Linked DNA regions of Homo sapiens: region 2 is linked to region 1. The links are chromatin contacts, found by Hi-C or POLR2A ChIA-PET in ENCODE. All regions are on one chromosome and are shown on one strand. The core of a region is the stretch at or near the end of the contact, and the rest is flanking DNA. Distances in the headings are between cores, read along the strand shown. Region 1 holds the start of MBD3L1 (methyl-CpG binding domain protein 3 like 1). Region 2 holds the start of ZNF44 (zinc finger protein 44).

Region 1 (6,471 bases), core at 2,480-4,979:
TAACTTACCATTGCCTTCAGAAATCCTTGCCTAGCCGGGCACGGTGGCTCATGTCTGTAATCCCAGCACTTTGGGAGGCCTAGGCAGGCGGATCACCTGAGGTCAGGAGTTTGAGGCCAACCTGGCTAACATGGTGAAACTCTGTCTCTACTCAAAATACAAAAAATTTGCCAGGTGTGGTGGTATGTGCCTGTAATCCTAGGGACTGGGGAGGCTGAGGCAGGAAAATCACTTGAACCTGGGAGGCAGACGTTGCAGTGAGCTGAGATCGTGCCATTGCACTCCAGCCTGGGTGACCAAGTGAGATTCTGTCTCATTAAAAAAAAAAAAAAGGCCGGGTGTGGTGGCTCATGCCTGTATCATCTCAGCACTTTGGGAGGCTGAGGCGGGTGGATCACGAAGTCAGGAGATTAAGACCAGCCGGGCCAACATGGTGAAACCCCGTCTCTACTGAAAATACAAAAATTAACCGGGCATGGTGGTAGGCGCCTGTAATCCCAGCTACTCAGGAGGCTGCGGCAGAACTGCTTGAACCCGGGAGGCCGGGGGTTGCAGTGAGCTGAGATTGCAACACAGTACTCCAGCCTGGGTAACAGAGTGAGACTCCATCTCAAAAAAAAAAAAATTCCTTGCCTAAAAGCCACTGGGGAGGCCAGGATTTGAACATTTAATGTCTGGTCCTCCTTGCTTAGTGCTGTGCAATAAAAGCCTTTCTATCTATCGTAGCAACCCTCAATATAGACATCTGGTTTCACTGCACCACCAGGTGAGCAGACCCCAGTTTGGTTCTGTAACAACTTAAGCTCTCAAGCTAAATATCCTTCCCAAGAAAGCTTCCCTGTTCCCTCTGATCAAGTTCACTAGTGCCAAGCTCCCACATCACTCCTGTCATTCATGGTTTAAAATTTATCTTCCCTGTTAGAAGGTAAACTTTATGTAGGACAGGGGCCATTTCAGGTCCTCCAGGGTCCCTGTGCATCTGACCTAGGACCTGACTCATGGAGGCGACCTGGTTTGCCAAGGATTGTCCCGGTTTGAACACTGGATGCCCTGTGCCCTAGCAAACCCCTTGGTCCTGAAAAAATGAGGATGGTTGGTCACCATTAACTGTGCACTCAAATAATATCTATTGCATGATAAGTAAACATTCCTTCAAGAATGCTGTAGGAAAGCTAGAATGGAAAAGGTGAACACACACACAATTAGTAGAAACCCCACAATTTAATACTAGATTACTTAACATGATTCTCTGCAATATGAATCACCATACTGTTATTTCAGAGAAGTTTTAAGAAACAAAGTTAATTCCTATTAGGAGGTGATATCGTTGGCTCTGTGTCCCCCCACCCAAATCTCATCTCGAGTTGTAATAATCCCTATGTGTCAGAGGAGGGTCCTGGTAGGAGGTGACTGAATCATGGGGGCGGACTTCCCCCTTGCTGTTCTCCTGATAGTAAGTTCCCACAAGATCTGATGGTTTAGAAGTTTGGCGTTTATGTCTTCTCTCTCTCTCCTGCTGCCATGTAAGACGTGCCTTGCTTTCCCTTTGCTTTCTGCCATGATCGTAAGTTTCCTGAGGCCTCCCCCGCCATGCAGAACTGAGTCAATTAAACTTCTTTCCTTTGTAAGTCACTCAGTCTCAGGGAGTTATTTATAGCAGTGTGAAAACTCTCAGGTAGTTCTTTATAGCAGTGTGAAAAAGGACTAATACAGGAGGCAAGGTGCAGAGGACAATCTTTTTGGAAACCAGTTCCCTACCCTTCAATCTATAAGTTGTTGCTTAATATTCTTCCAAATGTTTTCAAATCTCATTAGGAAAAAAAAAATCCCATTACTCAAAACACATCTGGTCGCCGGTCAATTTAATTTTAAATTTGTTACTAATAAATCATCCTTTTTACAAATGCCCTTATATTTTGAAGTTTGGTGGAGGGCCAATATGCCTTTAGAAATCAAATCAACAGCTGGGTGCGGTGGCTCTTGCCTGTAATCCCAGCACTTTGGGAGGCTGAGGTGGGCGGACCACTTGAGGTCAGGAGTTAAAGACCAGCCTGGCCAACATGGCAAAAACCTGTCTCTACTAAAAATACAAACAAAATTAGCTGGGCGTGGTGGCACTTGCCTGTAGTCCCAGCTACTCAGGAAACTGAGGCAGGAGATTTGCTTGAGTCTGGGAGGTGGAGGTTGACATGAGCCAAGATCGCGCCACTGCACTCCAACCTGGCCAACAGAGTGAGACTTGGTCTCAAGAAAAAAAAAAAAAGTCAAATCAAACAGGCCTGAAAAATGTTGCTAAGTAGTCCTGCTAGTTGTTAGTGGGAAGACTTGTAACACTACATATACATGTAAATATTTTCTATACTTATATAAAATTCAGAAACTTTTAGCATTACGGCATACCAGAAAATCTGTCTTTAGCTACAGTTACACATCTTTACGTTATTTGTATGTTTGTTTTGTGGATACTTATTTGCATGTAACTGTATTTACTTATTTACACACATGTAACCATAAACACCTCTGTCTTTTTACCTTGAACTTTCCTTAAGATACCTTCACTCTTAGTGACTTCAATGTGGTTACAACCCCAGCACAGGAAAAGCCCACGAGGAGTTCTTCTACACAGCAGAGCCTGCTGAAACCTTGTTGTAGGTTCCACACTGTACTCACCTGGTCACCCAAAAACCCACAACAACAGGTGGACCTTGTGGCAGGCTTCAACACGAATCTGAGCTTGAATGATGCTTTTCTCATCTGAAAAAAAAAAAAAGACACAAAGATTTCTTTCGAGGCTTTGTATAGGTTGTACAGTTGTTGGATACGGCTGCCGGAAACACCATCCCATTCACTTTTTTTGGGTACTCAATGATTAAATGTGTAATAAGGGCCCAGCCTGTGGGCCATGACTGGCTTTACCTGATTCCCATCTGGCCATCTGCTCCGTAAGAGGGGAGAAAGCAGCTTAACGCTGTGTGCATTTGACTTGCTCAACTTACTACGCTGGAGAGAGATTCTATGGTGACTCCACAGGCTTTAAAAATATCTTGTCACTTAGAGGCCCTATTAAGTGACTAAACTGAATTTTTAACAATTTATGTAGTTTATTCAGAACTGCAGAGATTTTTTTTTTAAGGCCCTAGAGCAGGGTTTCCCAACCTGGCACTACTGATAATTCTTTGTTGTGGGGGACTGTCCTGTACAACGTAGGATCTTTAAGAGCAAGCAGCGTCCCTCTTCCCCGGCCTCCACCCTCTAGGTGACAGTAGCAGCCTCCCCTCCCCACAATTTGTGAAAACCACAGTCGTCTCCAGCTACAGCCAAAAGTCCCCTGGGGTGCGGAATCGCCCCGGGTGAGGGCGACTGGGGTTCCCTGAGGAGGCAACAGCGGCGCGGGGCCCCGACCCAGGAGCAAGCAGCAGCTTCGTGCTGACCTAAGCTCACAGCCCGAGGCCTCATGAACCGAAACACGGCTCCCTGGAGGGACGCAGGGCCCGTGGCTGGCGGTGTCCGCGGCCCACGTCGCCCCCTGGACTCGGACCCGAGCCCCCGCCAGTCGCTCACCGAGCCCGGCCCCTCCCGCGGGGCCAAAAGCGCCGACTCGCGGGGACGGAGGGACTCGCTCCCCGCTGCCCCACGCGCGGCCCCTCCCACGGTACCGCCCCGCGCTTCCGCTTCCGGTCTGGGGAGAGGTGCGCTGCACGTCCCCTTCCGGCTCGCGCGGGCAGCCTCGCAGAGTCGAGCGTGTTGGGGGTTCGGCGCTTAGGCGACAGGCGCGGCGGGCGGGAGCGGCGGCCGCGAACCCCAGCCTTGGGCAGAGGTGTTCTAGTTTGCTTAGTGGGCACAAAGTTGGGCCCTGGCCTGGGGCAGTAGCGGGGGTAAGGTTGGCCCTGGGGGCGGGGCCAGGCTGTGAGCCGCACGAGGCCTGGGGGCGGGGCTGGTTGTGGGCGGAGATCAGTTCCGGGGCGGGGCTGAAGGCGGGGAACCGGCTGAGGCCGTACCAGGCCTGGAGGGCGAGGCTGATTGGGCAGAGACCAGTTCCAGGGTCGGGGCTGTGGGTGGGGCCCAGTTCTCGGGGCGGATGGTATAAGGCTTCTAGAGCGGGGATGACTGAGCAGAGACCAGTTACAGGGGTGGAGACCTCCATTTCCGGGGCGGGGCTGAGCGGGAACCAGGCTGTGGTTGTGACAGCCCTGGAGGTTGGGGCTGGCTGTGGGCGGAGATAAGCTCCGGGCCGGGCGGAGGGCGGGGACTAGGCTGTGGGTGTACCGGTCTTGGAGGGCAGTGGTGATTGGCAGAGAGCAGTTCTAGGGGCGGAGCTATGGGGTGGCAGCAAGCCTGGGGGCGGGGCTGACTGTGGGCGGAGACCAGTTCTGGGGGCGGGACTGTGGGCTGCACCAGGCCTGGGGAGGGGGCAGTGGGTGGAGACCAGTTCCAGGGGCAGGGATCTGGGTATGAATAAAAGGGTGTATGATGTGGGTGGGTTGGGATAGGCCCAGGAGCCAGGATTGTGGGAGATCAGATTCAGGGGTAGGGCCTTCCTTGGATCCCTAGATTGTTGATACAGTTACTGCCCCATGTTCATACAACCCAATAGGATCAGATTATGTATGCACATTTGTCTATAACTTGCTTTCCCAAGGCAGAACATAGTGATTTAACACTAAGAGTTTAGGGGAGCAGGAGAGGACTGGGTCATAGATACACATATAGGAAAACTTAAGAATGGTACAAAGTCAGTCAAATATTCTCCCACCACGGTCTTTCAGTTCTTTTGCTCAGAGGCAAAAATAATTTTCTCCTCTATCTTTCCAGATATAGTGTGGACATGTATGTGTGTGTATGTGTGTATGCCGTAGTCATATTCATGGAATAAATGCTATTACCTCCCCCCCAACAAGTCTCTGTTTTATACACCATGGATATAGACTGAACAAAATAGGTAAACGTCCTTGCCCTCAGAGAACGTGCATTTTAGTTGTGAGTTGGGCAGGAGAAATGGACAGTGAATGTGATAAATAGAATACATGGTGGGTTGGTGCGTTAGATACCACTAAGTGCTGGTTGGACCTGGTGGCTTACGCTTGTAATCCCAACACTTTGGGAGGCCGAGGCAGGCAGATCACCTGAGGTCAGGAGTTCGAGACCAGCCTGCCAACATGGTGAAACCCCGTCTCTACTAAAAATACAAAATTAGCCGGGCGTGGTGGCGGATGCCTTGTAATCCCAGGTACTTGGGAGGCTGAGGCAGGAGAATAGCTTGAACTCGGGAGGTGGAGGTTGAAGTGAGCCGAGATTGCAGCCGGTGCACTCCAGCCCGGGTGACGAGCAAGACTCCATCTCAAAAAACAAAACAAAACAAAAACCAAAAACCATAAACAAAAAAAGATACTGGTAAGTGCAAAGGGAAAAAATTTTATGTAAGAGAGTGGTAACATTTAAAATCAGCCAGGAAGAAATACTTTCAATGAATGATATTGTTTCATGCACCCGTCCTTTCAGAAAAAAATAGTTAGATCTCTGCTTCCCAAAAATATCCATTTTCAGGTGGCTGAAGGAAGTTTAAGCAAAAATGAACAAGTTCAAAATTCAATATACTAGGAAAGTTCACTGTGGAAAGACTGTTCTCTTCAACAAATTGTGCTGGGACAACTAGATGCCAATATACAAAAGAATGAAATTGGGCTGGGCGTGGTGGCTCACGCCTGTAACCCCAGCACTTTGGGAGGCTGAGGCAGGCAGATCACGAGGTCAAGATATCGAGACCATCCTGGCTAACATGGTGAAACCCCGTCTCTACTAAAAATACCAAAATTAGCTGGGCGTGGTGGCGGGCGCCTATAGTCCCAGCTACTCGGGAGACTGAGGCAGAAGAATCGTTTGAACCCAGGAGGTGGAGATTGCAGTGAGCCGAGATCACCCCACTGCACTCCAGCCTGAGAACAGAGCGAGACTCCATCAAAAAAAAAAAACAAACCAAAACCAAAAAAAAACAAAAAAAAAACCAACCAACCAAGAAACAAACAAAAAACAGAGAATGAAATTGGACCTCTACTTCACACCATGTACAAAAGTGAGCTCAAAATAGATCATAGACCTAAAGGTAAGAGCTAAAACTATAAACTTCTTGGAAGAAAACATAGGTGTCAAACTTTGTGATCTTGGGTTAGGCAATTGTTTCTTAGATATGACATCAAAAACAGGTGGCGAAAGAAAAAATATATAAATTGGACTTAACATTAAAAAACATTGATGCTTCAAAGGACACCATCAAGAAAAAAGACAAACATGGACTGGGTGAAGACATTTACAAATGATTTATCTGATACATGACTTGTATTCAAAATATATAAAGGCTTGCGACTCAGCAATAAAAAGATACCCAATTAAAAGTGAACAAAGAGTTTTTTTTTTTTTTTCTTTTTGAGGTGGAGTCTCCTTCTGTCACCTAGGCTGGAGTGCTGTGGCACCATT
Region 2 (5,976 bases), core at 563-3,062, 3.5 Mb after region 1:
TGTTGGCCAGGGTGGTCTTGAACCCCTGACCTCAGGTGATCCGCCCGCCTCGGCTTCCCAAAGTGCTGGGATTACAGGCGTGAGCCACCGCGCCCAGCCCAGGGGTTAGCTTTTTACAGGAATGATATACCAGAAGATTCCTCCCACCCCAGTGCATCCACCTGATCCTTTGGGAGGCCCCACTCCAACACCTCAGGCTGTCCTCTGGGAAGAGTGACCCAAGGGCCGATATCCACTAGGCCCTCCATGAGATTGGCAGCTTCCAGCATCTTAGGGTAGCCCCAGAAAGTTCCATAACACAGGGCCTGGAAAAGATACAGGGTGGGCTGAGGTCACATCACCCTGTAAAGGACATACTGAGAAGGCATCTGTGCCTAGGGGAGATAAAAGAGGCACAAAGGTTTGGTTTTTTTTACAGCAGTGTCAGGTGGTTATTCTCTTCTTCCTCACATGTGAAATGTTAAGGAAAACAAAATAAATCTGTTTAAAAAGAGCCATACATTGCTATCTGAAAACAAACGACAAAATTCTGTGTCTATTTGAAATATCGTCTTGCTGACAAAGGGTTCATAACGTTACTGGGAATTGAGGAGTGAAGTTAGCATATGGAAGGCTCTGGAAACCAAAAGATTTACTGTTAGCCCCAAGAGGAGTTAGGATGAAGGGACAGGTCTCAAAGACCCTGATGCCAATATCTTTGAAAGCCTCGGAGGAGAAATGGTCGCCCTTGGAAAGAAAGGACTGAAGAGCACAGAGACCACAGCTCCTCCCACACACAAACCCCACACACGAGTCTGGTTTGTGCCTAGTGACCCTCCCACCGTCACCGTGCAGCCTCCTCACCGGGCTCACAGGAACTGCGAGCCAGGCTGGAGGCGAGATTGCAGTTAGATATTAACCAGGTGCCCTCAGCCCCGCTGCTTCACAGGAAGCCGCCTCCCTGAGAGTCAGGTCACAGCAGACGCTGACCGCCGGCTTCCCCATTGGCCTGGGGATAAGATCTCTGAGAGTTGCTCAAGAGTCGTCTAAGTTCTTTCTCAGATCTTGAATTCCAGCGGAAAGGCTGGCGCCAAGCAGGCTGAAGACCCCACAAGGAAGCCCACTCAGCAGCAGAATGCGGTTTCTTCACCTCCAGTCCCAAGATTCACCCCTCACTTCTCCACCAACCAGCGACCCCACATCCCAACCACCCCCGTCCAGACCCCTAAACACCCCATCCTCAAACCTCTCACGGAGGCGGATCTAGGGTGTCCTCTCCTATTAAACCGTTTCTGCTGCAGCCCTCGGCGTCCGGGTGCAGTGACTTGGGCTGCGAACCTGTACTGGTTCCGCCGCACAATCTGGGGAGAAGCGGGGCTGAGGGCGCGGAGCTGCCCAGAGAGGGGCGCCGGGGCCGGGGCCGCAGTCGCAGCTCAGGGACGGGACAGGACGCCCGGGGTCCCGGCTGCCGGCCCAGCCCCACCCTGCGGCCAAACGGACCGAGGACCGAGGTGCGCAGGGGGCGCTCAGGTCCCAGACCCCAAAGACGCTGCGGCGAGGCCCGGGTCCCGCCACAGCCGGTTCCGACTGGTTCCGACCAGCCCTTCGCCCTGCCTCAGGACGCCGGGCCCCGCACACTCACCATTTCCCGGCTGTGCGGTGTCCCGGGTCCTCCCAACTCCCGTAGTCAGGGTAGGTCCCAGCGCGACAAAAGCCACCACAGATGTCCCAGGGCGTCTCTCAGTGACAGAATACGGAACAGAGGTCACCAGGGTGAAGAGGCCACTAGCTCCTGGAACGTCACACCCTCCTCTCTGCCTCGCGCCTGATTGACAATTCTCAGGAACCCGCCCACGACTTTGATTGGGTAGCCCTCCAGGTCCCGCCTCCTGGGCACTGAGTGACAGAAGAAGCGATCTCACAGTGCTGAGTGCAGCCGGATGAACAGGTTCCAGACCCGGCCCCTGGCAGGGCGGGCTTCCTCCCTGCGTTGTGACCCGACCCGTCCCGGGAAACGTTTGCCTTAAAGCGGAATTTCCTACCTGTACGCAGTGGGCCCTTTTTGCTTCTTCCTCCTGAACAATTGTGTGCAAGGAATCCCAGACTCACTGTCCAGTGGAGCCATCCCTTGGCCTCAGAGCAGGAGGGCAGCCGAGGCCACACAGGCCACACTGTAGCAGCGGGGGACAGGGGGTGGGTGGGTGGGGGGGTGGTGCTGATGTCCTCCAGGGACCAGGAATTTGGGATGAGGCTGTCGCCTGCAAGGTCAAGCCTTTCTTCCACTATAAGCGCTGGATGGGTTCTTTCTGCGCGCTACGCAAATAAAGACCACGGTATTGCAGTTAAAAAAAAAGTTTAATAAACACTAGGCCAGCTACGATACGTGAGAGACGGAGTTACTACTCAAATTATTCTCATCCAAGGTCCTCTGGTAGGGGTTTTTCAAGGGCAGTTTGGGAGAAAGGGTGGAGGTAGCTAGGCTTGCTACTGACTGGTTGGGGTGGGGATGAAATCACTGGGGATGGAATCTGTCCTCTTGGCAGTGCGTGGTGGCTCACCGCTGTAATCCCAATACTTTGGGAGGCCTAGGTGGGAGGATCGCTTGAGGCCAGTAGTTCAAGACCAGCCTGGACATAGAGTGAAACTCCGTCTCTATACTATAAGGGAGGAGACCACCCCTCATATTGTCTTATGCCCAATTTCTGCCTCCAAAGAAGAAGTAAAAACTAAAAGGCAGAAATGAAATCCACAGGCAGATAACCCGGCTTGTGCCCTGGGCTGGGTAGTTAAAAATCAACCTCTGACCTAACTGTGTTATCTATGATTCCAGACATTGTATGGAAAAGCACTGTGAAAATCCCTGTCCTGTTCTGTTCAGTTCTGGTTACCGGTGCATGCAGCCCCCAGTCACGTACCCACTGTTTGCTCCATCAATCACGACCCTCTCACGCGGACTCCTAGTTGTAAGCCCTTAAAAGGGACAAGAATTGCTCACTCGGGGAGCTCGGTTTTTGGAGACGTGAGTCCGCCGATGCTCCCAGCCCAGCTGAATAAAGCCCTTTCCTTCCACAACTCGGTGTCTGAGGGGTTCTTGTCTGCGGCTTGTACTGCTACATATTTAAAAAAGAAAAAAAGAGGCCGGGCCCGGTGGCTCACACCTGTAATCCCAGAACTTTGGGAGGCCCAGGCGGGCGGATCACCTGAGGTCGGGAGTTTGAGACCAGCCTGACCAACATGGAGAAAGCTCGTCTCTACTAAAAATACAAAATTAGCTGGGCGTGGTGGCACATGTCTGTAATCCCAGCTACCTGGGAGGCTAAGGCGGGAGAATCACTTGAACCCGGGAGGTGGAGGTTGCGGTGAGCTGAGATCGCGCCAAGCCGAGATCGTGCCTTTGCACTCCAGCCTGGGCAACAAGAGCGAAACTCCGTCTCAAAAAAAAACAAAAAAAAGACAAAAAAAAAAAAAACCTATCCTGTTATGCTGAATCACTTCTGGTTGGGGCCACAGGAGCAGAGTTGGCAGGTGCAGGTGGTGTCAGACATGCAAAAAAAAAACAAACAAACAAACAAAAACTGAAAATACGTCTACAAATGCTAATCTACAATAGTGGTGTTATCTGCAGAAATAGCTGGCAATCTATGTCTACACTTTAGCAGCATTCCGATTCCTTTCATCCCTCAGCCTGATGGCCATTCATTCGTTTTACAAAGGCAGTTGAGTTTTGGGGAAGGCTTATTATCATTTAAGCTATCTTCCAAAGTTAGCTGTGCCTAAGAGCCCAGGATTAAGGGAAAGAGAAGACAGAGGGTTGGCAGGGGCGGGGGGCGGGGCGGGGCAGAACGGGTGTTGGCTCAGATCTCTTCCACTGCCATAATTTTCTCACTGATATAATTTTTTTGCGATCTATTCATTTTCATCCCAGAAAATAAAAACACATCAACAATGAAATGAAATTGTTAAATGTGTGAAAAAACTGGAATTATAGGGCAGCATGGTTGTTTTTTTTTTGTTTTATTTTGTTGTTTTTGTTTTTGTTGTTGTTGTTTTTGAGATAGAGTCTCACTCTGTTGCCCAGGCTTGAGTGTAGTGGCGCGATCTCGGCCCACTGCAACCTCCGACTCCCAGGTTCAAGCGATTCTCCTGCCTCAGCCTCCCGAGTAGCTGAGACTACAGGTGCACACCACCATGCCCAGCTAATTTTTGTTTTTTTAGTAGAGATAGTGTTTCACCATGTTGGCCTGGCTGGTGTTGAACTCCTTACCTCAGGTTTATTTGCTTGCCTCTGCCTTCCAAAGTGCTGGGATTCCAGGCATGAGCCACCACACCTGGCCTGACAGCATGTATTCTATTAAAGGAATCAGAAGAGAAGAAAAGAAAAAATATCTCGTTCAGGGAAGTAAGCAGGAAACCCCCTTTCAGGAAGTTAAACAGATTCCCGAGCTTGAGAGCCAGACTCTTGACTCCTGAAATGGAGCCCCAGAGTGGATCAGCACCTGATGATGAGGGAGAGACATTGAAGGATTTAACTCTGGGAGCTCAACTTGCCCTCCTCTGCACAGTGTAGAAACACTCTTTCCTTCAAGACTTTAAATGTTAATGACTTAAAAGCTCCAATCGGAAGCCGAAACATTAGGGAATGAATTTGAAAACATGAGGGTTTCCCCATATTTCTATGAAGCAAAAGTAGAAAACCTAAAACCACCATGAACTGGAAGCTGGAACTAATGGCTAAAAAAGAAAGGAGTCAAACATCAGGTGTCATTCGATGAAATAAAATCTTTATTCAATTTGTAAAAATGGTAGTGTTTCCAGACAGGAAAAATGGGCATGTTTGGAAAATAAGGAAAAGAAATGATATCTGATTATAGCTAACAAATAAATGATACTCTTGCCTTCAAAAATCACACAAAGACACACACACACACACACACACACACAGAGAGAGAGAGAGAGAGAGAGAGAGAGAAAGAGAGATATCCTATCACCTAGCACTTTGGGAGGCCGAGGCAGGCGGATCACAAGTTCAGGAGTTGGAGATCAGCCTGGCCAGTATGGTGAAACTCCGTCTCTACTAAAAATACAAAAATTAGCTGGGCATGGTGGGGCGCGGTGGCTCACGCCTGTAATCCCAGCACTTTGGGAGGCCAAGGCGGGCAGATCACGAGGTCAGGAGATTGAGACCATCCTGGCCAACACGGGGAAACCCCATCTCTACTAAAAATACAAAAAAATTAGCCGGGCGTGGTGGCGGGCGCCTGTAGTCCCAGCTACTCGGGAGGCTGAGGCAGGAGAATGGCGTGAACCCAGGAAGCACAGCTTGCAGTGAGCTGAGATCATGCCACTGCACTCCAGCCTGGGTGACAGAGCGAGACTCCGTCTCAAAAAAAAAAAAAAAAAGAAATGCAGAGGATCAGGTCTTATCCATGACCTGCTTAATGAGAAGCTGGATTTGAAGGTCTGTAGTTTCCTGTGAAAGTTTGAGAAGTGCATCTGACAGTGATTAGTGATTCAGCCCAAAGGGTATTTCATACTCCTCACCGGTGAGATAATTGAATTCACAGAGTATCTGAGGTAGGGGAGATCCAGTGGGCTGTGAGGGGCTGGGGCTGGAACTGAAAGCAAAGACTGGCGAGACATCCCGAAGAAGACAATGTGGGCCGGGCGCGGTGGCTCACACCTGTAATCCCAGCACTTTGGAAGGCTGAGGTGGGTGGATCACAAGGTCAGGAGTTCGAGACCAGGCTGGCCAACATGGTGAAACCCCGTCTCTACTAAAAATACAAAAATTAGCTGGGCATGGTGGTGCGCACCTGTAGTCCCAGCTACTAGGGAGGCTGAGGCAGGAGAATCGCTTGTACCTGGGAGGTGGAGGTTGCACTCCAGCCTGGGTGACAGAGCGAGACTCCGTCTCAAAAAAAAAAAAAGAAAAGAAAAAAAAGAAGACAATGTGGATGAAAGCGAGGCCACTTTACCAACACTGGTATGGCCTGGCTC

What was found. A loop is a pair of places that touch in the nucleus more often than their neighbours do. ChIA-PET counts read pairs that join two places held with the same protein, here RNA polymerase II (POLR2A). Pooled maps may share reads with other maps.
Region 2: a map of gastrocnemius medialis shows a loop between it and region 1 (7-fold over the local background). The contact joins the promoter of ZNF44 here to the promoter of MBD3L1 in region 1. A Hi-C loop is called at or near these places in 1 of 168 maps with a recorded cell type or tissue (gastrocnemius medialis) and 5 of 50 pooled maps. POLR2A ChIA-PET finds 5 or more read pairs at or near these places in 1 of 52 experiments (activated CD4-positive, alpha-beta T cell).

The regions. Positions count from the first base shown.
Region 1 is chr19:8,828,648-8,835,118 of GRCh38, forward strand. It overlaps MBD3L1 (methyl-CpG binding domain protein 3 like 1), which reads left to right and starts at 3,730. Exons shown (of 3, transcript NM_001393532.1): 1 at 3,730-3,875. It overlaps ZNF558 (zinc finger protein 558), which reads right to left and starts at 3,657. Exons shown (of 10, transcript NM_144693.3): 1 at 3,562-3,657; 2 at 2,671-2,754. RefSeq lists silencers at 3,437-3,706, 4,207-4,466.
Region 2 is chr19:12,293,071-12,299,046 of GRCh38, forward strand. ZNF44 (zinc finger protein 44) reads right to left here and starts at 1,813. Exons shown (of 4, transcript NM_016264.4): 1 at 1,622-1,813. The coding sequence starts at 1,624. RefSeq lists a silencer at 1,368-1,597 and an enhancer at 2,148-2,197.